Linked DNA regions of Homo sapiens: region 1 is linked to region 2. Evidence: read pairs that join two places in POLR2A ChIA-PET (ENCODE). Cell type or tissue: GM12878. All regions are shown on one strand. Links, peaks and the distances in the headings refer to the core of each region. The heading gives the core; the rest is flanking DNA.

The links. Peaks named below come from ENCODE experiments on the same cell type or tissue, not always from the same donor. Only the 100,000 strongest peaks of a DNase experiment are listed, where the experiment ranks them.
Region 1: POLR2A ChIA-PET joins it to region 2 with 6 read pairs; 4 of 35 experiments call an interaction of 5 or more read pairs at or near these places.

What each region holds. Positions count from the first base shown.
Region 1 is chr7:131,329,962-131,342,492 of GRCh38, reverse strand. All of the region lies in intron 1 of MKLN1 (muskelin 1), which reads right to left. It overlaps LOC124901747 (a long non-coding RNA gene), which reads right to left and starts at 2,848. Exons shown (of 2, transcript XR_007060525.1): 1 at 1,105-2,848. In GM12878, for the core only: no CTCF peak of the experiment used is centred there; no DNase peak of the experiment used is centred there.
Region 2 is chr7:131,268,504-131,281,034 of GRCh38, reverse strand. It overlaps a transcript of MKLN1 not described here. Among named protein-coding and RNA genes, the nearest start is that of MKLN1-AS, 53 kb to the left of the region's middle. In GM12878, for the core only: no CTCF peak of the experiment used is centred there; a DNase peak (open chromatin) is centred at 7,834.

The DNA.
Region 1 (12,531 bases), core at 2,967-7,966, 63 kb before region 2:
ACGATATAAATTTTAGGAAAAAACACCGAGTTTCAACTATTGTCCCCAGCACAAACTGCTTAGCAAAGTATTATATGTGTACCTATGTGTGTACATGTCTGTACACTGATAGGTATGTATCTTCAAATATGAAGGCAGGGAGCTAATTCATGTATTCTCAAGAAAAATAAGGAAGATAAAGGACTAGCTAAACTGTCACAGAAAATTCTCAAAGTAATACATTTGAAGTCAAGCAATTTGCGATCTAATCCCAAATGATCACTTTCCTTACAGGGCTTCAATTCATATGCATTAAACGGTTTCTTGACACTACATAATAACAGAAAAAAAAAAAAATCAACAAAAAATCTGGCAGTTTCTCCAATAACGAAATCATAGTTAGCAAATGACCCAGAAATTCCACTGCTGGACATATACCCAAGAAATGAAACCATGTCCACAAAAAACTTGTATGAATGTTTATTATAGCAGCATTATTCATAATAGCCAATAAGTGGATATAATCCAAATGTCTATCAACTAATGCAGGGATCCCAAACCCCCAGGCCACAGACCAGTACTGGTTCCTGTAAGGAACTGAGATGCACAGCAGGAGGTGAGTGGCGGTGGGTTAGCAAGCATTACTGCCTGAGCTCTGCCTCCTGTCAGATCAGCATAGGCATTAGACTCTCATAGGAGCACCAACCTACTATGAACTGCACATGCAAGGGATCTAGGTTGGGTGCTCCTTATGAGAATCACTGTTGTTGTTGCTGTTTTGGTTTTGTTCCTTATAAGAATCTAATGCCTGATGATCTGAAATGGAACAATTTCATTCTGAAACCATCCTCCCCCATCACACCCCATCCATGGAAAAACTGCCTTGCACAAAGTCAGTCCTTGGTGCCAAAAAGGTTGGGGACCACTGTACTAATAAACGGCTAAACATAATGTGGTATATCGATACAACAGAATACTTACCAGCAATAAGAAGGATGTAGTACTGATACATGATACAATATAAACTTTGAAAACAACATCCTAAATGGAAGCCAATCACAAAAGGCCATAAATTATATGATTCCATTTATAGAAAATGTCTTAAATAGGCAAATCTATACACACCAAAAGTAGTTTAGTGGTTGCTCAGGGATGGAAGAATAAGTGGATAATAGCCAAAGGCTACAGTTTTCCTTTTGAGATTATGAAAATGTTCTAAAATTGACTGCAATGACGGTCACATCTGTGAATGTACAAAAAATCCATGAATCTAATACCCTAAAGTAGAAGAACCGTATGGTACATAAATTACATCTCAAAAACACTGTTACATTAAAAAAAAAAATCAACCAACAAATAATTATGTTCAAAGAATTAGAGGAAATGATCCCTAACTTAAAATTAATCAAAATACTGATACTCAAAAACTATTAAAAACTATTAGGCAACTCAGATTCTGTAATAAACTGCACTCTATAAATTTTTCAAGGTCTCATTAAAAATATTACCTATAAAATCATAAATAACTTCATAATAAAAATATTTTAAAACTCAAAGATTTAAATAAAAAGCTTTCTACTGTTACAAGTCTTTCCAAATATAATACCTCCACCCTAGATATAACCAATTTCACTTAAGACACTCTCAGATTTTGCTGAAACTCATTGAAAAAAATACAGAATGGACTTAAAACACTAATGTGACATTCTGAATATGGCCAGTATGACTCCTTACAGTCCTAAACCAAAACTGCACTAAAAAGAGAAAATTAATCAAAATGGCTAGTTAATTCACTCATTTACTCATTTAATAAATATTATGCTTGGACTACAAGGATGATGGAGGAAAATTCCATACATTCTATGGAGTTTTTGGTCTAGTTGGGAAGATAGCTATTAATCAAGTAATTATACATTTTAATACATAATTACAGGAAGCCGGGCACGGTGGCTCACGCCTGTAATCCCAGCACTTTGGGAGGCCAAGGCAGGTGGGTCACCTGAGGTCAGGAGTTTGAGACCAGCCTGGCCAACATGATGAAACTCCGCCTCTACTAAAAATACAAAAATTAGCCAGGCGTGGTGGTGCGCACCTGTAGTCCCAGCTACTTGGGGGGGCTGAGGCAGGAAAATTGCTTGAACCTGGGAGGCAGAGGTTGTAGTAAGCCAAGATCGCACCACGCACTCCAGCCTGGGCGACAAAGCGAGACTCCATCTCAAAAAAAAAAAAAAAAAAAAAGCCGTAATTACAAACTGTAAAAAATGATAGATAGGTACACACTGCTATGAAAGCATTTAAAGGCCAGGGGAATGGGTGCCAGAACAAAGGGGAAAGGGGGGTCAGGCAGGATTTCCTGAGAAAGTGACATTTTAGCTGATAGCTCGAGAATAAACAGGAGTTAGATTTTATGACTTTTCTGATGGAACTTCTTAATCAAAAGGGAAAAGGGAAGAAAGAGGACAGTGACAGGAAGGGAAAAGAAACATATCCAGGGTTGTTTAAAGTAGCTTATTATACCATTTCTATGTATATAAGACAACTTCTTTAACAAAAAATACATAGGTGATACTGGCCATAATAAATATTAGTCATACTAAAAAAAAAAGTAGGAATATTTTTAAAGTATTAAATACTAACATTTACAAAACCAAAGTTTACACCAAACCCAATTATCTTCCTTCTAAACCTACATCTTCACATAAATATAAGATTCCATAAAAGTCCTAACAAAAAGGTAAATAATTTAAAAATCCTATTATATGAAGGGAAATACTATACTTATAGAAAGATTAAACTCTCAATTTTTTTTTTTTTGGAGACTGAGTCTCCCTCTGTCACCCAGTCTGGAGTACAGTGGCACGATCTCAGCTCGCTGCAACCTCCACCTCCTGGATTCAAGCAATTCTCGTGCCTCAGCCTCCCAAACAGCTGGGAGCACAGGCATGCACCAACACATCCTGCTAATTTTTGTATTTTTAGTAGAGACGGGGTTTCACTATGTTGGCCAGGCTGAATTCCTGACCTCAAGTGATCCACCCACCTCGGCCTCCCAAAGTGCTGGGATTACAGGCACGAGCCAGTGCACCCGACCAACTCTCAATTTCTTAACCTTATAAACAAGTAAGTCTCAAAAGAAATGTGCAAATCACCAATGAAACCAAAAATAAAATCTCATTTTAACTCTTAATAAGCATTTAAAACAACTGCTTAACAATAACTTCTCAGTTTTTTGGCTAAGAACAAGAATAAAACAACTGCTAACAAATCATGTTACAGTCAGTTGACCCTTGAACAATGTGGGGCCTAGGGGCGCCAACTCCCATGCAGTTGAAAAAGCCATGTATGACTTTTGACTCCCATAAAACTTAACTGCTAATAGCTTACTGTTGACTAGAAGCCTTATCAATAACATGAATAGACAATTAACACATATTTCATGTGTTACGTGTATGACATACTATATTCTTACAATAAGCTAGAGAAAGGAAAATGTTATTAAGAAAACTATAAGGAAGAGAAAAAATATTTACTATTCATTAAATGGAAGTGGATCATCACAAAGGTCTTCATTGTTGTCATCTTCACGTTGAGTAGGCTGAGAAGGAGAAAGAGAAGGGATCGACCTTTCTGTCTCAAGGTGGCAGAAGCAGAAGAAAATCACGTGTAAGTAGATCTGCAAATTCAAATCCATGTTGTTCAAGGGTCAACTGTATTTAAGTTCCACAATTCTTTCCCATCAGATAGCAAGAATAAGCAGTTAATGAAGGAAAACACTTAGCAAGAGACCAAAGAACTCTGGGGATCAAGTCGTACGTTTTTACATTAATATAACCATGAGAAACTCACAGGCCTACAAGATATAACACTCTATTCCAAAAGAACTAAACACAGAAAGATTTCTGCTTTTGAATATGACGGAATAGTCTGTAGCAGATCAACACTCCCTCTTAAACTAGAAAAACTGTATTAAATAGGGAGAAAGTTCTTAAAATATCAGACTTTCTGAGGTAGCTAAGACTTGAGGTGGCAAGAAACTCACTGAAGGGTATCTGACATTCTGTGCAGCTTTCCCTTTCAAGACATGTCACCTATTTCTTTAATGGCACAGGCCAAGGGGCTAAGAAGCCAAAAAAGGACAGCCACTAGGAGGCAGAGAAGTCAGCAAAGCTTTTGGCAATTTCATGGGAGTAGGGGGACAAAACTTGGTAGCTAAGTCTTGAGGAGTCAAGATCCCCTAGTGAAAGAAGGCACAGAAGAACAAATGTGACACTCAGTACTGATTTTCCTCTTAAGGGATTTATCAGCTTTTAAACTGCACATAGCAAAAGGCTAAAAAGCCAGCAGAAAGCAATTAAAAAGGAAGAAGGAGCTTTTAAAACTCTCATGGGTCTGGAAAGAAAAAAAGCCAGAGAAGCCCTAAAAATACCCAATCTCTTAATTGAGATCTCTAGGGGGCTACCAAGTTGGAAGCAAACTACAGGTAGAACAAGGTTTATAAGGCTGAAAACCCAACCTCAAGTCAGCTCAGTCCTTGACAGTTGCAGTGATCTCTATCTGCCTGCAAGAAGATGGGTGAATCTGAAGACATGTGAATCCTATCTGGGGAAATGTATCATTATAGATACAAAATTTGTATCTAAAATTCTGCATATAATGTCTGGCACTCCATCAAAAAATTGCCTAATAATAATTATTACTATTATGTTATTATCCACATGTAATAATTTATATAATATACAATAGAATATATAATTAACATACATTAATATACAAATATATTAACTATTATTATTATTTGGCCTAACAAGATGCAAAATCAAAAGGAAAGAGATGATGGAAATAGGCCTATAGGTGATACAGATATTGAAGTTTTCAGACACAGACTTTAAAGCAATTTGATTAATATGCTCAAAAAATACATGACAAGAGATTTTCACATAATTAGAATCTATCTTAAAAAGAGAGGATGAAATAATTCTAAAACTAAAAAATACTATAACTAAAATTAAGAATAGATGGGGTTAAAAAGCAGATTGGACATAGTTAAATTCAGAATAAGTGAACTGAAATACAGTCAAGTAAAAACTATCCAGAACGGATAAGAGGAGGAAAAAAATCATAAAAATAACAGAAGAGAGCAGGAGACATATGGGGGATAAAAAGTATAATAAAGATTTAATTGGAGTCACAGAGCAAAGGAGACAAAAATGGGGCAGAAACAATATTTTTAAAAAGTCAAAATTTTTTCACAGCTGATCAGTCATACTACAAATTCAAGAGGTGCCAGAAACGCCAAACAGGGTACAAACAAAACCATTCTTAGGTGCATCACTGAAAGCTGTTTAAACTTAAAGAAAAAGAGAATGACAAAAAGAAAGGCAGCTGAACAAGAAAGTCATACTACCTTCCAAGAAGCAACAGTAAGTCTGACGGCTGATTTTGCAACAGAAACAATGGAAGCTAGAAGACAATGAACTGAGATCTTTAAAGTGCTTCAAGAAAATAACAGCTAATAATGTAGAACTGTACAGTCATTTAATATATTCTTCAAAGATGAAAATAAATAAATTTCAAACAAGCAAAAACTGAGAATTCAGTACCACCAAACTCCCTAAAAGGAGTTCTTCAGACAGAGGAAAATTAATCTCAGATGGAAGCATGTAAATACAAAAGGAAATAAAGAACAATGGAAAGGGTAAATATTAACTGTACAAAACAACAGTCTCTGGATTTAAATGTAGACGTGAAATGCATGACAATGACAACATAAAAGCAGGAGAGTGATAAATGCTATTAAAGTTTTCTAGGGTCCTAACAATGTCTGAGATGTTGTTTTTCAAAATCCTAATGAATATGCAACTCTAATGTACCACAAGAAAGCTTGTGGTGATCTAGCGTAACCACCAAAAGAACAGTAACAGAATATATAACTAACAAGCTAACAAAGGGAGGAATAAAATAATATTTTTAAAACACTTGATTAATCCAAAAGAAGGCAACAATGGAGAGAAAATAGAATATAGAACAAGTAGGACAAACAGAAAACAATAAAATGACAGACATAAACCCAAATTTATCAATAATTATATTTACCATTAATGAGCTAAATATATTTCAGATTTAATTAAAAACAGGCAAACAAAAATCTGTTTATTCTTAACAAGAAACAGACCCCAAATATAAAGCTACAGGAGCATTAAAAGCAAAAAGGAGAGAGAAAGTTTTACCATGCAAGCAAACAGCAGCCAAAATAAAGCAGGTGTAGCTAAGAAGACTTTGAGGCGAGAGACAAGTGTTACTAGAGATAAAAAGGGACATGTTATAATGATAAAGAGCCAATGTACTAGAAAGATAAGTTTGTATGTGCCTAGTAATATGACTTCAAAATACATAAAGCATACAGTTTAGTTCTTTATAGAACTAAAAGGAGAAATATACAAATCCACAATCACAGTAAGACACATTTGACACTTAACCTCAAGACACCTCTCTCTGTAATGAATAGAAAAAAAGGCAAAAAAAAAAAAATTCAGTAAGGATAGAGAAGATTTGTACAACACAATAACACAATTTACAAACTTGAACTTAACAAAGTACATAGAAGACAGTAGTTAACAGCAGAATGCATAGTCTTTTCAAGGGTACATAAACATTTATAAAAATGCTGAGCCATAAAATAAGTATCAATAAAGGTCTGAAACTATTCAGAGTGTGTTCTCTAATCATAGTGAAATTAAGAAATTAGTAACAGAAAGATAACTAGCAAATCCCCAAACGTTCAAAAAGTAAGCAATACATTTGTTAAAAAAAAAAAAAAACCTACAGGTCAAAGAATAAGCCAAAATAAAATCTGAAAAACATTTTTGCATAAATGATAATGAACATGTAACATACCACAATTTGTGGGATACAGCTAAAATGTGTTGAGAGGAAACCCTATAGTCTTAGGACTAAACATAGCCTAGTTTTCCAATTATTATTAACAACCAATTCAAAATATAAGTTATGTTAGGGTACTTCAATCTAGTTAGCTGCCATTCAACAACTTTTTTAGGGACAGATTTATATTAGACTACTTAAATTATTCCTAGATAATGACTATGATATTTCCTTTCTCTTTGTATACTTTTTTAAACATGGATTAATCTTAATCAGTAAAATTTCATCATAAGCAAAACCCATTAAACAAACAATATCTTTGTTTATCTACAGCATAAATATACATACACAGTATTCTACAGAATGTTACTTTGACTTCACAGATTTTTAGAAATATTCGTAACCAAGTCCTGAAGTTCTCATTAAACAACAACAAAAAAATTTTCTAACTGAAACATCTTCCCAATGTGCAAAGATGTTAAAAAATATTTTCTTCAAAAGTCCCCCATATTAATAGATTTTAATACTGCTGGACTTCTCAGAGCTTTATCTGACCACCCCTTAATAAGCAACAATCTACAGAACCAGCCATTCACAAAACAAGCCCTGGGAAATCCGGTAGCAGAGAAGATACCCGGATCAACTATCCTAAGATTGAACCTATAAAGACCTAGAAATTTTATAAATTTTCTATTGTCTCTTATCAGAGATTTCTGACAAATGGTATTATAAACAAACAGTAATTAGGGATCTCTAAATTCTCAACTGTACATTCTTTGAAACATTTTATACATATTAAAATGTCTATAAATAGCTGTATCTCTAAAATTAAAGTCTAGAAAATCTTTCATATTTCCAAAAACGATTTTTGAATGACTGAAATACAGCAAACTCATTGCCACAAGTGGCTGAAATGTATCTTATCTACACGTAAAACATCACAAAGTCTTTGTATCAGGCCAAAAATCATTTATTAAAAATCTATTTAAATATTTACCTAAAAGTTAACGCAAATAATAGAACCATTTACCCATGTGCCCAAAAAATTGTACATAAACCTCTCAACATTTGATCAAGATAAAAAGTATTTCTACACAAGAAACTGACGCTCAGAAAAGAATCATAACTTGCCAAAAGTCACAAATATCTAATTCTAGGAATCAGCTCTGTAGACTCAAATTCTCATCCTGAGTACATTTCTTCCATCTTGAGTGTTTTTATTTTTCTGAAGTTCTAAGAGTCCCAGACTGAAAAACACAGAACTTTCAGTGGCCAGTAAGGTTCCCAAACAGGGCCAGTGTCCTTAAATCTCAGTTTAAGATAGGGAGAAAAGGGAGAAAAGGAAGGGCATAATAGTATCCGGTCTCCTGGGAGTTGCATGCCTCCAAACTAGTGGTTCACAAATTCTGGGTTGCAGGAGCCTACAGAATTATTGTAACAAGACCTCAAATCCATTTTCATAACCACCATTATCTGTACACCAAATACAATAAATATATTCTATTTTTCAACTATATGTGATTAATAAAATCAAAATTCACTTAAAAGCTAAAGTAAAGGGATAGAGAAGGAAGAAACAAAAAAGTTATTGGGAGCATTATCACTTTTGAATTATATAAGCATCCTCTAGACATCTCTACGGACCTGTCTCTGATTTAAATATGTTTTCTTCCAAATTACCAAGGATAATGCCAAAATGAACTCAGAGTAGTCTACACAGATAGAAGGAAAATAAACTGATACCTTTAATCCAGCAACTCAACATCTAGGAATTTATCACCAATGAGTTCAAAATTTTTTTCCAGGCTGGGTGTGGTGGCTGTAATCCCAACACTTTGGAAGGCCGAGGTGGGCGGATCACCTGAGGTCAGGAGTTCGGGACCAGCCTGACCAACACGGAGAAACCCCGTCTCTACTAAAAATACAAAAAATTAGCTGGGTATGGTGGCACATGCCTGTAATCCCAGCTACTTGGGAGGCTGAGGTAGGAGAATCGCTTGGACCCGGGAGGCAGAGGTTGCGGTGAGCCGAGACTGCGCCATTGCACTCCAGCCTGGGCAATAAGAGCGAAACTCCGTTTCAAAAAAAAAAAAATTTCTGTAAAGCAAAACTACCTCATGACTCATAATAGTCAAATAACAAGAAACACAAATGAAAATAAAATAAAACCACAAAGCCTAAATGTCTAATAACACGGGACCAATTAAACAAAATGACATAAAGTCATTACATGGAATATAATGTATCCATAATAAATTTTGGCTGGGCACAGTGGCTCACACCTACAATCGCAGCACTTTGGGGCACTGAGGTGAGAGGATCACTTGAGCCCAGGAGCTGGAGACCAGCCTGGGCAACATAGTGGGACCCCATCTCTACAAAAAAATTTAAAAAATTAGCCAGGCATGGTTGGCTGGGCATGGTGGCTCATGCCTGTAATCCCAGCACTTAGGGAGGCCAAAGCAAGTGGATCATTTGAGGTCAGGAATTCAAGACCAGCCTGGCCAACATGGTGAAACAGTGTCTCTACCAAAAATACAAAAATTAACCAGACGTGGTGGTGCACGCCTGTAATACCAGCTACTTAGGAGGCTGAGGCACAAGAATTGCTTGAAGCCAGGAGGCAGAGTTTGCAGTGAGCCAAGATGGTGCCACTAAATTCCAGTCTGGGTGACACAGCGAGACTCCATCTAAAAAAAAAAAATTAGCCAGGCGTGATGGCATGTGCCTGTAGTCCCAGCTACTTGAGAAACTGGGGCTGGAGGATCGCTTGAGCCCAGGAGGTCGAGGCTGCAGTGAACTATGATCATGCCACTGTACTCCAGCATGGGTGACAGAGCAAGACCCTGTCCCTTTAAAAAAAAAGAAAAAAAATACAATATAGAAGAATATTTAATAACATAAGGAAGTATTTACTATATGTTAAGGAGGAAAAAGCAAATACAGAACAGCAAACAGGACAACAGTAAATTGAAAAATACATACATCTACAGTAAAAGATCTGGAATGATAATAAACAGTATTTAAAGGGTGACTAGTAATCTTTAGGTAGTGATATCAAGGGTAATTTAAATTTTGTTTCTGTGGGTCCATATTTTACAAATATTCGATAATAAACATAGAGCATTTTTTACATCAAAATATATATTAAAAGATATATAAAATATATTTTAATATATATGATATAAAAAGTGTCTATTTTTTTCTTAGACATGGGGTATTGACGAGATGCTGTCTTTTTCTTTTGTAGAGACAAAGAAGAAAAGAATATATATATATTTACATATTTTTAACATAATAATATATAACTATGCACATATATTTTATGTAATAAAAATATATAAATATTTATATATTTTTTTTCTTTTGTAGAGATGGGGTATGTTTCCCAGGCTGGTCTCAAACTCCTGGTCTCAAGTGATGGTCCTGCCTCAGCCTCCCAAAGTGCTAGGATTACAGGCATGAGCCACCGTGCCTAGCCTATATTCATTTTTAAATGTGAAATTTTAAAATTAGTTTTGAAAAGAGTTGAAATAAATTCACCTTCTATTCTAGTTGTCAAATCATAACACTTGTACTCTGAACCATGAATCAATCACATGTTGACACAAGGTACTATTTTAAGTACTATTTGATTTTAAGTAATAAGACTAACAGGAAAAAGGTAAACACACTTAAAAATCTATCAGATTTTATCATCTAAATTATCTAAGTCATTCAATAATATGTAAACAAGATAAGAATCATTCTATACCAATGAAATTACCTAATATGTAAAAAATACTTTCAAAGTTTCTCCCAGTTCTCATATGAGTATACTAAAATCTTAAACATCAAGATAAAATCTATTTTTCCCTCTCTTGCTGTTCTAACCTTAGAGCGCTTATCTGTAATCTCAATTAGACATATACAATAGCCATGTATAATAATGAACAGCTTTCGTAACAGAAGTCAAAAGGCCCAATATGAGAACCTTATCACCTACATTTTCTTCCTCCTCATCATTATTATTATTGCAGATGGGGTCTCATTGTGTTGCCCATGCTGGTCTCAAACTCCTGGGCACAAGTGATCCTCCTGCCTTGGCCTCCCAAAGTGCAGGGATTACAGGTGTGAGCCACCCTGCCCTGCCCCTCTTACATTTTCAACTCTTAGACCTGGGCAAGTTAACTTACCTCCCTAAATCTCACTTTTCCTAGCTCTAAAATAGAATAATAATATTTATCTCATAGGGTTTTTGTGAAGACTATTATATCAAAGAACACATGCTAAATGCTCAGTACAGTGCCTGAAGAATAGAAAGTACTCAATAAGTGGTGACTGTTATTAAAGTCACAATGCAATAGTTTTTAAGTCAGAAAACCTGGCAAGCCTCTGGAAAACTATATGACCCTGGGCAAGCTACTTACCCTGTATGGACCTCAGTTTCATCCTCCACAAAACATATATAAAATACCTATCTTACAGGTATGTACCAAGAATTAAACAAAACTGTATACAAAAAGCATCTTGCATATATTAGGTGCTCACTAAATTGTAACTAGCATCATTATTAGATACAAAAATAAACATTTGAGTACAGGGATTAGCAGTTTACAAAATATTTTTATGTATAAGAGTATATGTAATTTTATGAATTATTTAAATAAGTGTATTTAATTATTAAATTAGGTGTAAATTTCAGAAAAAAAGTAAAATACAGGCAATCTCTAAGCACACAAAAATAAAAGGCCTTTTTTTAGTCTCAAAGTAAAAATGTGTTCCCTATAACTGAATCTGCTTTAACATTTTTAAAGTCCAAATAAATTAAAAAGAGTTGAAAGGGGAAATATTTGTTTTTTCTGCCTCTGGAAGAAGGGGAAAAGAATTCTAAGTCCTTAGAAAGAAAATAGAGATAAAATTGTTCAATTTTTTTTAATGACTTCACATTTCTTTACACAACTAAAATGTAAGTGCCTTTAATACAAGAGCTCTTTTAAAGTTCTGATTTCCTGTACTATATATACCTTTGTGCAGAAGCAGTAAAACACTATAGTTAAAGACCACAGACTGTGGAGCCTGACTACCTTGATTCAAATTCTGGTTCCATCTAGCTGTGTGACCTTAGGCAAGTTTAAACTTCTCCCTACCTGCTTCCAACATCTGGCAAACGGAGATTCCTCTTGGGATTGCGGTAAGGATTAAATGAGTTGATACACTTAAAAATGTTCATAAGAGAGCCTAGCAAATGGACGGCACATCATAAATGTTTACCATTTTTGTTACTGATTTATTACTGCCACCTCGAAATGCTTAGATCTATGCCAACAAATATTTGCCACTTTGTGGACAATTTCAACAAATGTCTTTAACCTAAAATGAGACCTGTTTAAGAAGTACCTTAATATGGTTTCCACTGCCAGTAAAGATACAACAATTGCTGCTAGAGGGGATTTTAGGGCAAAGGTAAGTAAAGTCAACCCCTTTCCTACATCTTCTGTCACACAGAGAAGTAATATCCTTGCTTGCTTATAGAAGTTCAGAGCCAAGAGTTTTATAATTTAGGCATGGCACACACCAACCCAGCAGACACAATATTCTCCAACTCCAGCTCCATAATACTCAACTATACTCCTTCAAAGAAAAAAGCTTAGATTACTCTTCTAATACTTTACTTTAAATACAAATTATACT
Region 2 (12,531 bases), core at 4,895-9,894:
TTTGTTCTTCAAGTAACACCATCAAGAAAGTGAAAAGACAGTCCACAGGACAGGAAAAAATCTTTGCAAATCATGTATCTGACAAGGGACTCATATCCAGAATATTTTTAAAACCCTACTACTACTCAAGAATAAAAAGACAAATGACTCAATTAAAACATGGACAAAGACAGCCTGGTCAACATAGTGAAACCCTGTCTCTACTAAAAATACAAAAAATTAGCTGGGTGTGGTGGTGTTAGCCCATAATCCCAGCTACTCTGGAGGCTGAGGCACAAGAATTGCATTAACCCGGAAGGTGGAGGTTGCTGTGAGCCAAGATTGTGCCACTGCACTCCAGCCTGGGTGACAGGGTGAGACTCTTTCCCAAAAAAGAAAAAAAAAATTAAAAGAAAAAAAAAACATGGATGAATAATTTAAATAAACATTCTGCCACAGAATATATACCAATGGCCATTATGCACATGAAAAGATACTTAACATTATTCGTCATTCAGGAAATGCAAGTCAAAATCACAGTGAGACATCTCTTCACACCACAAGGATGGCTATAATAACAAGAACAAGTGTTGGTAAGGATCTGGAGAAACTGGAACCCTCATCTATTGCTTGTGAGCATGTGAAATGGTGGCACCACTTTGGAAAACAGTTTGGCAGTTCCTCAAAATGCTGAACATACGGTTACCAAATTACTCAGGAATTCTACTCCTAGCCATATATATACCAAGAGAAATGAAAACGTATGTCCACATGGAAACCTGTACGTGAATGCTCATAGCAGCATTATTTATAGTGGCCTAACGTGAAAACAATCCATGTCCATGAACTGAGGAATGGGTAAACAAAATGTGGTATAGCCATACAATGGAATCTTTTCAGCCAGAAAAAAGTAATAATTACTGATGATAGATGCTACAACATGGATGAACCTGGAAAACAAGTGAAGGAACCCTGTCTCAAAAGACTATATATTGTATGAATCCATTTATACCAAATGTCCAGAATAGGCAAATCCATAGAGACAGCAAGTAGATTAGTGGTTGCCTGGGGTTGGAGTGGGCTTGAGGGTGGGGAATGGGAACAAGGAATGGCTGCTGATGGGTATAGGGGTCTTTTGGGGGATGTTGAAAAGGCTGTAAAATTAGATAGTTGTGATGGTTGCACAATAGTATTAATACAGTAAAAAAACCATTGAACTATATACTTTATTTTTGTTATTATTATTTTTGAGACAGGGTCTTGCTCTGTCACCTAGGCTGGAATGCAGAGGTGCAATCATGGTTCACTGCAGTCTCCACCTTGCCAGGCTCAGGTGATCTTCCCACCTCCACCTCCCGAGTAGCTGGGACAACAGGTGTGCACCACCACACAGCTAACTTTTTTATTTTTTGTAAAGATTGGGTTTCTCTTTGTTGCCCAGGCTGGTCTTGAAGTCCTGGCCTCAAGTGATCCTCCTGACTCAGCCTCCCAAAGTGTTGGGATTACCAGTGTTAGCCACCACACCTGGACCAAACTTTACACTTTAAATGGGCAACTTTTTTTATGGTATGTGAAATAGATCTCACTAAAGCTGTAAAAGAAATAAAAATATGACCCAGTTTTGAATTCTAGTTCAATTACTGTTGCTGATCATACCAAGCTCATTCTCTCTCAGGATCTTTGCATTTGCAAAGATGCATGTCATGAGATCATTACCTCAAAACGTTGCACTACTGGCTTCACATAATTTAGGTCTTCTGAATCTCTTATCCAGTGTTGCACAATCTCCCCCTACTCCTGTCAGTCATGTCAATTACCCTATTTTAGTTTTCTCATAGCTTTAATCATTACTGAAATCCTCTTGTTTCTTAATTTACTAGTTTCCTATCTGCCTCTCCCACTAGAATAAAAGCTTCATGAGAATAGTCTTAGTCACAGCTCTAGCCTCATGTCTGAAACAGTGTCTGGCACACAGTAAACACTCAGTAATATATGTTGGATGTTGGATGAATGAAAGGTGGCTAACCTCCAAGTTTCACTTAATCTCTCTCAATCTTCATTTCCTAGCTACAAAGTGGCATTATAATAAAAATTACATTTAGTCCAGAGGATTGGTTTAAGAATTGAATAACAGTGCATGCAAAAACATACCTCATAGGCCAGGCACAATGGCTCAGGCCTGTAATTCAGCACTTTGGGAGGCTGAGGTGGGAGGATCTCTTGAGGCCAGGAGTTCGAGACCAGCCTGGGCAACGTAGTAAGACCCTGTCTCTACAAAAAACTAAATTTTAAAAATTAGCTGGGCATGGTTGGTGCATGCCTGTAGTCCTAGCTACTGGGGAGGCTGAGCTGGGAGGACTGCTTGAGGCCAGGAGTTCGAGGCTGCAGTGAGCTATGATCTCAACAGAATGACACCCTGTCTCTTAAAAAAAAAAAGTTCATAGTAGACATTCAATAAATGTTAATAATAATTATTGTTACTATTAATACCACAACTACTACTCTCTAGTTAAAATGCTCCAGATGAGGATAATGAGCACCTAAACTAAGTATTATCAATGGAAAAAGAATGCCTGGGTCCCATCTTCAAAGCTGGACAAGCTTTGCATTCAAGGGCCTTAGAATATGGCCCCTCCTTAAACTAAATAATAATAGTTATAGTTATTATTGGATCACCTGGATTATAAAGAAGAGAAAACAATAAAAAATAAATAAGGTGGCCAGGCACAGTGGCTCATACCTGTAATCCCAGCATTTTGGAAGGCCGAGGTGGGCAGATCGCTTGAGCTCATGAGTTCCAGACCAGCCTGGGCAACATGGCAAAACCCTGTCTCTACAAAAAATACAAAAATTAGCCAGGCGTGGTGTGCCTGTAGTCCCAGCTATTCAGGGGGCTGAGGTGGGAGATTGGCTTGAGTCCAGGAGGCAGAGGTTGCAGTGAGCTGAGATCACGCCACTGTATGCCAGTTTGCTCAATAGAGCCAGACCTTGTCTCAAAAATAAAATAAATAAAATAAAATAAAGGAGGAAAAGGAGGGGAAAAGAGAGAAAGACTAAAGAAAATTGCCCTAAAAAGAAGAGAAAAGGAGAGAATGGGCAGATCTTACATCTATTGATCATAATCCATTAACTTTTTTCCTTTACTTTTGTTGATATATAAAAGGTGTACATATTGGGAGGGTACATGTGATAATACATTCATATAATTTGTAAAGATCAAATCAGTGTAACTGGGATATCCATCACCTTAAATATTTGTCTTTTAAAGAAGAAAAGACAAATATTTAAATGCTAGAGACATTTAAATTATCCTCTTCTAGCCGTTTTGAAATGCACAATTGGCTAGGCACCATGGCTCACGCCTGTAGTCCCAGCACTTTGGGAGGCTGAGGTGGGTGGATCGCTTGAGGTCAAGAGTTTGAGACCAGCCTGGCCAACACGGTGAAACCTGTCTCTACTAAAAATACAAAAAGGCCGGGTGTGGTGGCTCACACCTGTAATCCTAGTACTTTGGGAGGCCGAGGCAGGTGGATCACCTGAGGTCAGGAGTTTGAGACCAGCTTGGCCAACATGGTGAAACCCCGTCTCTACTAAAAATACAAAAATTAGCAGGGCATGGTGGTGGGCGCTGGTAATCCTAGCTACTCAGGAGGCTGAGGCAGGAGAATCGCTTGAACCCAGGAGGCGGAGGTTGCAATGAGCCAAGATTGTGCCATTGAACTCCAGCCTGGGCAACAAGAGCAAAACTCCAACTCAAAAAAAAAAAAATGCACAATTGATTGTTGTAAACTATAGTTTACAATACAGATCATCCTACTGATCTATCAAACATTAGGTTTTCTTTCTTCTAACTGTATATTTGTACATTAATCAACCTCTGTTCACCGTTCCCTTCCCCTTCCATTAACTTCTTATCCACTTATTAAATATTACACAAGAATTTAGTGAGCTTTCATTGAGTACAGATACTTGTACAAGAATTTAGTGAGCTTTCATTGAGTACAAATATATCAAGCCACTTGATATATCTGGCTCTTCCTTGGTGACTTAAAAGATCCATGTCATGAAGTCATCAAAGCATAAATCTGAACCACGTGGGGAGTGAGGCTGCTGTGTGGAAGCAGGTCATGCAGCCAGGGACTGACTTGTACCTACTGATCAGCAACCACATCTAGGCTTGTCACATTTGTAATACTCCTCCTCAAAAGTCAGACAGAGTCACTGAAAGTTCTCCTTCACTGTCTTTTGTGAAGGAAATGATATGTTATAGTGGCATATCCATCAGGAAAGTTATGATTATGCTACGAGAACAAATGACCCCCAAATCTCAGTGGCTTACAACAACAACAGTTTTTATCCCATTCATGCTGCTTGTCCACGTTAAGTCAGCTGTGACTCTGCTCCAGTTTATCTTCCTCAGAGACCCAGACTGATGCAGCCACTATTATCTGAAACATCACTGGTTGTCGTGAAGAGGGAAAAGAAAAATGGTGAACCACACTGTGCCCCAAATCAACACACACATCACTTTCACCCACCTTTCATGTGCCATTGGAACGCTGCTGTCCCCATCCTCTCGGGATTTGGCCCTAGGATGTTCTCCCATGCCTGGAAATTCTGGTTATGCACTTGCTGTGCTTTCCCATCTAGAACAGATCTCTGAACTTTGACCTCCCTTCAGACCTCTAACCCCTGACTCTGAACTAGACTTTTCTTTCTGGATTCAAGTGCACATCGCTCTTCCTCTACAGATGACTCCACCCTAGCTCTCCCTCTCTCCCCAACATTTTTCTCCCAACCTTTTGTGCTCGGAAGCTGCCTTTACCTTCCCACCAGCACCTGAATCTTCCAAAGCAACAGGCCCAGAATAAAGGAGAGGGGGACACTGGAGGAAATGCTTCTGTGGTTTCCTTCCCTGTGGAGTTTGACACTCCTAGCTCCCTGTCCTGCCTGTCTCGTTCTTCCTCCTTAGAGGAGTGACTTAATCTGATTGATGAATGTGTGAAGACGACACAGTCTAGCACCTCCCTTCTTCCCCTATGTATCTGCCTGCGCAGAGTGAGGATATCATTGCGCCCTGCTCCTCCAGTGGGCCGGGTCTTCTTTCTGACCCAACCTCCCTATCCCAGCATGGGAAGGCCTGCCTTGGTCAAACGCTGTTACTTGTGACGGGGTGAGTAAGTCTACATCACCTTCAGCTGTCTACCTTCAGCTGTACCATTAGCTTTCACAATAAACAGCCTTTATCAGTAATCAAGGTGGTTATGGACTGAATAACAACCTCTCAAATTGATATGTTGATATCCTAACCAATACAAGGTGATGGGCAGGGCGCAGTGGCTCAGGCCTATAATCCCAGCACTTTGAGAGACCAAGGCAGGCGGATCACTTGAGGCCAGGAGTTTGAGACCAGCCTGGCCAATATGGTGAAAGCCGTCTCTACTAAAAATACAAAAAAGTACCAAAAAAAAAAAAAAAAAAAAAAAAATATATATATATATATATATATATATATATATATCAGCTGGGCGTTGTAGTGCATGCCTGTAGTCGCAGCTGCTCGGGAGGCTGAGGCAGGAGAATCACCTGAACCCGGAAGGTGGAGGTTGCAGTGAGCCGAGATCATGGCACTGCACTCCAGCCTGGGAGACAGAGTAAGACTCCGTCTCAAAAAAAAAAAAAAAAAAAAACCAACAACAACGACAACAAAAAAACTAGGTGATGGTATTAGGAGGTGGGGCCTTTGGGAGGTGATCAGGTCATGAGGGTAGAGTCCTTATGAATGAGATTAGTGCCTTCAGAGAGCTCTCTTGCTGTCTTTCTGCAATGCAAGCAAGGATACAGCAAGAATTGACTGCAACCTGGAAGATGCCCTTACCAGAACTTGACCATGCTGGCACCCTGATCTAGGATTTCCAGTCTCCAGAACTGTGAGAAATAAATTTCTGTTGTTTATAAGCCAACCAGCCAATGGTACTTTATTATAGCAGCCTAAACTGACTAAGACAAAGGTGATATTTCGGTCTCCATCTGCTCATTCTTTGGTCTCATTTCTCATCTTGACCAGAGATGGAAAGTGGGTAACAGAATGTTACTAATGAGATCTTCTCAGAGGCCAAGAAGGGAAATAATTTAAAAGACAACTGTGTGTCTCAGCACTAAGAAAGGAGCTTTACAAATGTTAGTTTATTTAATCCCTACAGGGGATTAGTGTTTATTATTGCCCCATATCACATAGCAGGAAACTGAGGCTCAAAGTTAAGAAACTTGCCTAAGTTCTCGTAGTGAGTGTCAGATGTCTCTCTAATTTCAAAGCCACTGCTTAAGAGCTTGTCTTTGAGTGACACCAAGACACTCATCAGGGACTGAGGCAGCAATCTCATCTCTCATCTTTTTTTTTTTTTTTTTTTTTGAGACAGGGTCTTGCTCTGTTGCCCAGGCTGGAGTGCAGTGATGCAATCATGGTTCACTGCAGCCTTGACCTGCTTGGACTCAGGTGATCCTCCCCCCTCAGCCTACCCAGTAGCTGGGACCTCAGTTACATGACACCACACTCAGCTAATTTTTGTATTTTTTGTAGAGATGGGGTTTCGCCATGTTGCCCAAGCTGGTCTCAAACTCCTGGGCTCAGATCACCTGCCCGCCTCACCCTCCCAAAGTGCTGGGATTACAGGCGTGAGCCACCACTCCCGGCAGCAATCTTATCTGAATACCTTATCATAACTAACTGAGCTGGCAATTGGGCAACACACAAGGAAGGCAAAGATGATACAATCAAAGGACAAGAAGTAAGATGATTATAAAATTCTTGGCCAAAAATCATCAAGGAATCTATTTTTGCCAGTTATCTTGGAGACTTTGAACAAACGACCTCCCCCGTCCCCAACTTATGTTTCAGCACCCCTAGTTGTAAAATAACTTAATAATACCCATTCCTACTTAAGTCAGAGGACATGTCATGTTTCTCTGAGCCTGACCTCAGCACAGTTGTCCCTATACTCCTACTTGCTATTGAAAAACAAATGTATGATCTATTGTCTTGGGTGGTACATGGAGTGAAAACAATTATAATGAATATTGAATGAGCTTAACAATATATGAAAACCAGAAGTAGTGAATTGATGAACAAGATAGTGATATTAAAGTGTCAGGCTGGGCGCGGTGGCTCACACCTATAATCCCAGCACTTTGAGAGGCCGAGGCAGGATCACTTGAAGCCAGGGGTTTTTCTAGAGATGGGATCTCGCTATGTTGCCCATAAAAAATTAGCAAGACATGGTGGCACACGCTGTAGCTCCAGCTACTTGGGAGCCTGAGGTGGGGGGATCACTTGAGCCTAGGAAGTCAAAGCTGCAATGAGCTATGATTATGCCACTGCACTCCAGCCTGGGTGACAGAGTGAGACCCTGTCACAAAAAAAAAAAAAAGGAAAAAAAAAGTCAGCCATAGGTATCTGATCCTTTAGACAGACAAAGCTTTGCTCTGACCCCTGAAGGACAGTCAACTGGCCGGCTGAACCACAGTCCCTCTTTGCGAGCCAACAAACTCCCCAAATGCCAAGGGACCTGGCAGAGTTTCCAGGAGCTCAAACCACTGCTACTTTCTTCTTATCTTCTCCACAAAAACTCAGAAAGTGCAGGGGCACCCCACAGGCCACTAAGCACATTCCCAGTGGTCCTCCAGGGAAATCTGATGCTAAAAAAATGGACCTTTTCCAAAATAGGCTCAAGCCAGATGAGGAATTACAGAAAGGACAGCCGCCCATGGAAAATACCCTGCCTCTGAATCCCCAGTGTCTTCATTAGGGAACTGAAAACACAGGCACACCAGCTGGTCTCAGCTGCTTTGAAGCACAGTGGCACAGTGGAAAGAGCAAGGCTGTAGGACTGGCACCAGGGATGAGCCTTCTAGTACCCAGCCCTGCCAAGTTCTAGCTGGGTGATCTTGGCAAAGGTACTTAACTTCTCTGGGACTCACTCTCCTCACTTGTTGAACAAGGTTTGACCAGACTGTGATATCTTCTGGTTCTAACATCCTTTCTCTTTCCTCTTTGGATTAGCATTTTACATTTGAAGACAATTAAGGGAAATTCTTGGCTGCTATGTTTTGCAGAGACCCTGCTTGATATGGTTTGGCTGTGTCCCCCACCAATCTCAACTTGAATTGTATCTCCCAGAATTCCCATGTGTTGTGGGAGGGACCCGGGGAGGGGTAATTGAACCATGGGGGCTGGTCTTTCCCGTACTATTCTCGTGATAGTGAATAAGTCTCACAAGATCTGATGGGTTTATCAGGGGTTTCCACTTTTGCTTCTTCCTCATTTTTCTCTTGCTACCACCATGTAAGAAGTGCCTTTCACCTCCCACCATGATTCTGAGGCCTCCCCAGCCATGTGGAACTGTAAGTCCAATTAAACCTCTTTTTCTTCCCAGTCTCAAGTATGTCTTTATCAGCAGCATAAAAATGGACTAATACACTGCTACTCCAGTGATCATGCCTCTCTCCTCTTCATATTCTTCATTGGCTTCCCTTTTCCCATGAGGGTAAGCCAAAATTCTTTTGATTGGCCCATGCCTCTCAATCCAGCCAACCTCCTCTCACCCCTACCAGTCACATATTTTATTCTTTGGCAATATTGGACTACTTGTACTTCCTCCTAATACCCTGACTGCAATATTAAATATTTATTGAGCATGTACTGTATGTTAGAAACATTTATAAACCTTTGCACATACTGTTTGCTTTGCCTGATATGCCTTGGGTTAATTATGGTAGAGCTTGCTGCTGTAACAAGCAAGCTATGAAATGTCAGTAGATTAACACAACAGAAGGTTATTTCTTATCCATGTAACAGCTGCATGTAGCCTTCCACCCAGGGTCCTTCTATTTTGAAGCTCTGCCAGCCTCTCAGCTTCAGAGGCCTTCGCTTCCAGAGCTGGCAGCCAGGAAGGAGAAGGAAGCAAAGGCAAACTTACGTCTTTGTCTGTCCCAGCAATGACCAACATCACTTCTGCTCACATTCCACTAACGAGAACTGGTCACCTGCCCCCATGGAGATGTACGGGGAATTGGAAGTTGTTTGGGCCAGTTCCATAAACGTAATACTGTGCAAGGACAGCACAAATCTTTGATTTTTTTTTTTTTTTGAGACAGAGTTTCGCTTTTGTTGCCTAAGCTGGAGTGCAGTGGCACAATCTCAGTTCACTGCAACCTCTGCCTCCTGGGTTCAAGTGATTCTCCTGCCTCAGCCTCCTGAGTAGCTGGAACAGCAGGTGCGCACCACCACACCTGGCTAATTTTTGTATTTTTAGTAGAGATGGGGTTTCACCATGTTGACCAAGCTGGTCTCAAACTCCTGACCTGCGTCAGCCTCCCAAAGTGCTGGGATTACAGGCGTGAGCAACCATGCCCGGCCAAATTTTTTTTTTTTTTTTTTTAGGAGACGGAGTCTCACTCTGTCGCCCAGGCTGGAATGCAGTGGCATGATCTCGGCTCACTGCAAGCTCCGCCTCCCGGGTTCACGCCATTCTCCTGCCTCAGCCTCCCGAGTAGCTGGGACTACAGGTGCCTGCCACCATGCCCAGCTAATTTTTGTATTTTTAGTAGAGACACGGTTTCACCGTGTTAGCGAGGATGGTCTCGATCTCCTGACCTCATGATCTGCCTGTCTCGGCCTCCCAAAGTGCTGGGATTACAGGCATGAGCCACCGTGCCAGGCCTCAAATCTTTGATTGTTAAGTAGCCATCTCATGCCTTTCCTCAACGTGGCAAAGGTTTATTCACCCTTCAGACCTCAGTGCTACCTCCTTTGTGAAGTGCTACCTCCTGTGTGAAGCCTTCCCTGACCTAGGTAGGCAGATGTAGGCCCCCTCCTTTTCCTGGTCCCACTGCACTTTGCACTTTTCTCCATGATGACATTCATCACGTTGTACTGTGTAGTTTACATGCTAGTCTCCTCAACTGGACTGTGATCCCTGCGATCACGAATCTTATATTTTTATTTCTGTGTTCTGACAGTTTAGCATAGTGAATAGCAAGGAGTAGTTTTACAATGATATTGAACAAATGAATGAATATAAATAAATAAATAATTGAATTAAATAGTGAGCAAATGAAAGAATCAATGAATGATTATCCTAAAAAGAAGCTGGTTTTTACAGAGGAGGAAAGACCCCAGTTAAAAGAAAAAAAAAAGGTGATTCAAGGTTATCCATTTTTTAAAATAAGCTATTTATATAAATATTACTATTATAATTAACATTTTGCATTAACATTTATTTAGAACCTTTCTCTCCCATAAGCTCCATGAAGGTAGGGACCTTATATCTATTATTCTTTGCTCTGACTCCAGCATTTAGCACACTGTCTGGCTCATATTAGGTACTCAACAATTATTTTGGAATGAACAAATGGAAAAGAAATGAATAAATAGATGAATGAAGATTGCACCCTTAACCCAATAATTCACATCCTAAGTGCATAACTTGGATTATAATAGGAAAGCATAGATGGACCAGTGAAAAGTTACCACCATAGGCTGGGCACGGTGGCTCAGGCCTATAATCCCAGTATTTTGGGAGGCCAAGCCGGGTGGATGACCTGAGGTCAGGAGTTCGAGACAAGCCTGGCCAACATGGTGAAACCCTGTCTCTACTAAAAACACAAAACTTAGCTGGGCATGGTAGCACATCTGTAATCCCAGCTACTTGGGAGGCTGAGGCAGGAGAATTGCTTGAAACTGGGAGGCAGAGGTTACAGTGAGCCAAGATTGTGCCACTGCACTCCAGCCTGGGCAACAAAGTGAGATCTTGTCTCAAAAAATAAAAATAAAAATAGGCCGGGTGCATGGCTCATGCCTGTAATCCCAGCACTTTGAGAGGCCGAGGCGGGTGGATCATGAAGTCGGGAGATCGAGACCATCCTGGCTAACATGGTGATACCCTGTCTCTACTAAAAATACAAAAAATTAGCTGGGTGTGGTGGCAATGCCTGTAGTCCCAGCTACTCGGGAGGCTGAGGCAGGAGAATTGCTTGAACCTGGGAAGCGGAGGTTGCAGTGAGCTCGGATCATGCCACTGCACTCCAGCCTGGATGACAGAGCAAGACTCCATCTCAAAAAATAAATAAAATAAAATAAAATAAAAAGAAAAAGAAAAGAAAAGTTACCTCCATAACTAGAAAAATGGCACAAAGTGCATGTCAGAACCTTACCAGTGTTCCCTTGTACATCATCCTCTTTATATGAGATGATAACAAACATTATTTGAGGAAGCTAAAATCTCAATGGGAATGCTAGCCTGTGAGTAAATGAGGACAAATGGATGTCTCTAAAATAGCTGAACTATGAAATAGCCTTTGTAAATTGGTTAATGAGAGAAACAGGAAGAAAGAGTGCAAACAGTAACGGAGTCATGACAACCGTGAAAAATACATTGATCGAGAAAAGACGAAAACATTTAAAAATATTTTATGAAGACATATTGCAATGAGCTAAATGTTTATGTCTCCCCCACATTTATATGTTAAAACTTAACCCCTAAGGTGATGAAATTATGCAGTGGAGCCTTTGAGAAGTGATTAGGTCATGAGGGCAGAACCCCCAGGAATGGGATAAATGCATGCCCTCATAAAAGAGACCCCAGAGAGCTAGCTTGCCCGTTCCACCATGTGAGGACACAACAAGAAGACGCCCTCTATGAACTAGAAGGCAGGCCCTCACCAGATGTCAAATCTGCTGATGACCTGATCTTGGACTTTACAGCCTCTAGAACTGTGGGCAATACATTTCTGTTGTTTACGAGTTACCCAGTTTATAGTTTTTTGGGATAGCAACACAAACTGACTAAAACAGATATGAAGACAGTTTTTCAAATGTTTATAACACATTTATTCTTTTCATAGGTCCCATGTGAGAAAGTTTGGTTTAGATATGCCACATGGCTTTGGGCAGATGACTTGCCAGATTTTGTAATGAGAACCATCTGATGAGAAGAGCAACATGCAAGTGTGTTCGCAACTTACAATCAGCATGTCTGCATGGGCTTGGTCCAGGTATCTTGGAACTCTGGAAAGTCCTATGTGTGAACAAGTTAAGTTCCAGTTTGGACTGATTTGTGGTAATAGTGAGCTTGAGGGATGGACTTTTTCCAGAAACTGACCGAGACATTAATGGTAGGTTTGGTCATTAAATAAACTGAAAATAAGTTAGCATATTTATTTTCCACATCTTTGACGACATACAAGAACAGCACTGTCTGCCTGCTCTAAGGAGCTCTCTGTTTTTCCATGTGGCAGAAACTGCTGTGAGCTGAGCATGGAGCTAGACTGTACTTCCTAGCCTCTCTCAACATGTAGGGCCATTGACTGAGCTCAGTCAAAGGCATGTGAAAGTGATGGGTGCCAGTTCCAGATCTGGCCCATAACAGTCCTCCTGTGCAGTTATCTGCAGGCTCTCTTTTCCACTGGCTGGATGGAAAGGACTCTGGGAACCCCACGGAAGACAGAGCCCCAAGATGGAAGAAGGTTATATGCTTGAATTACTGCATAGAATCA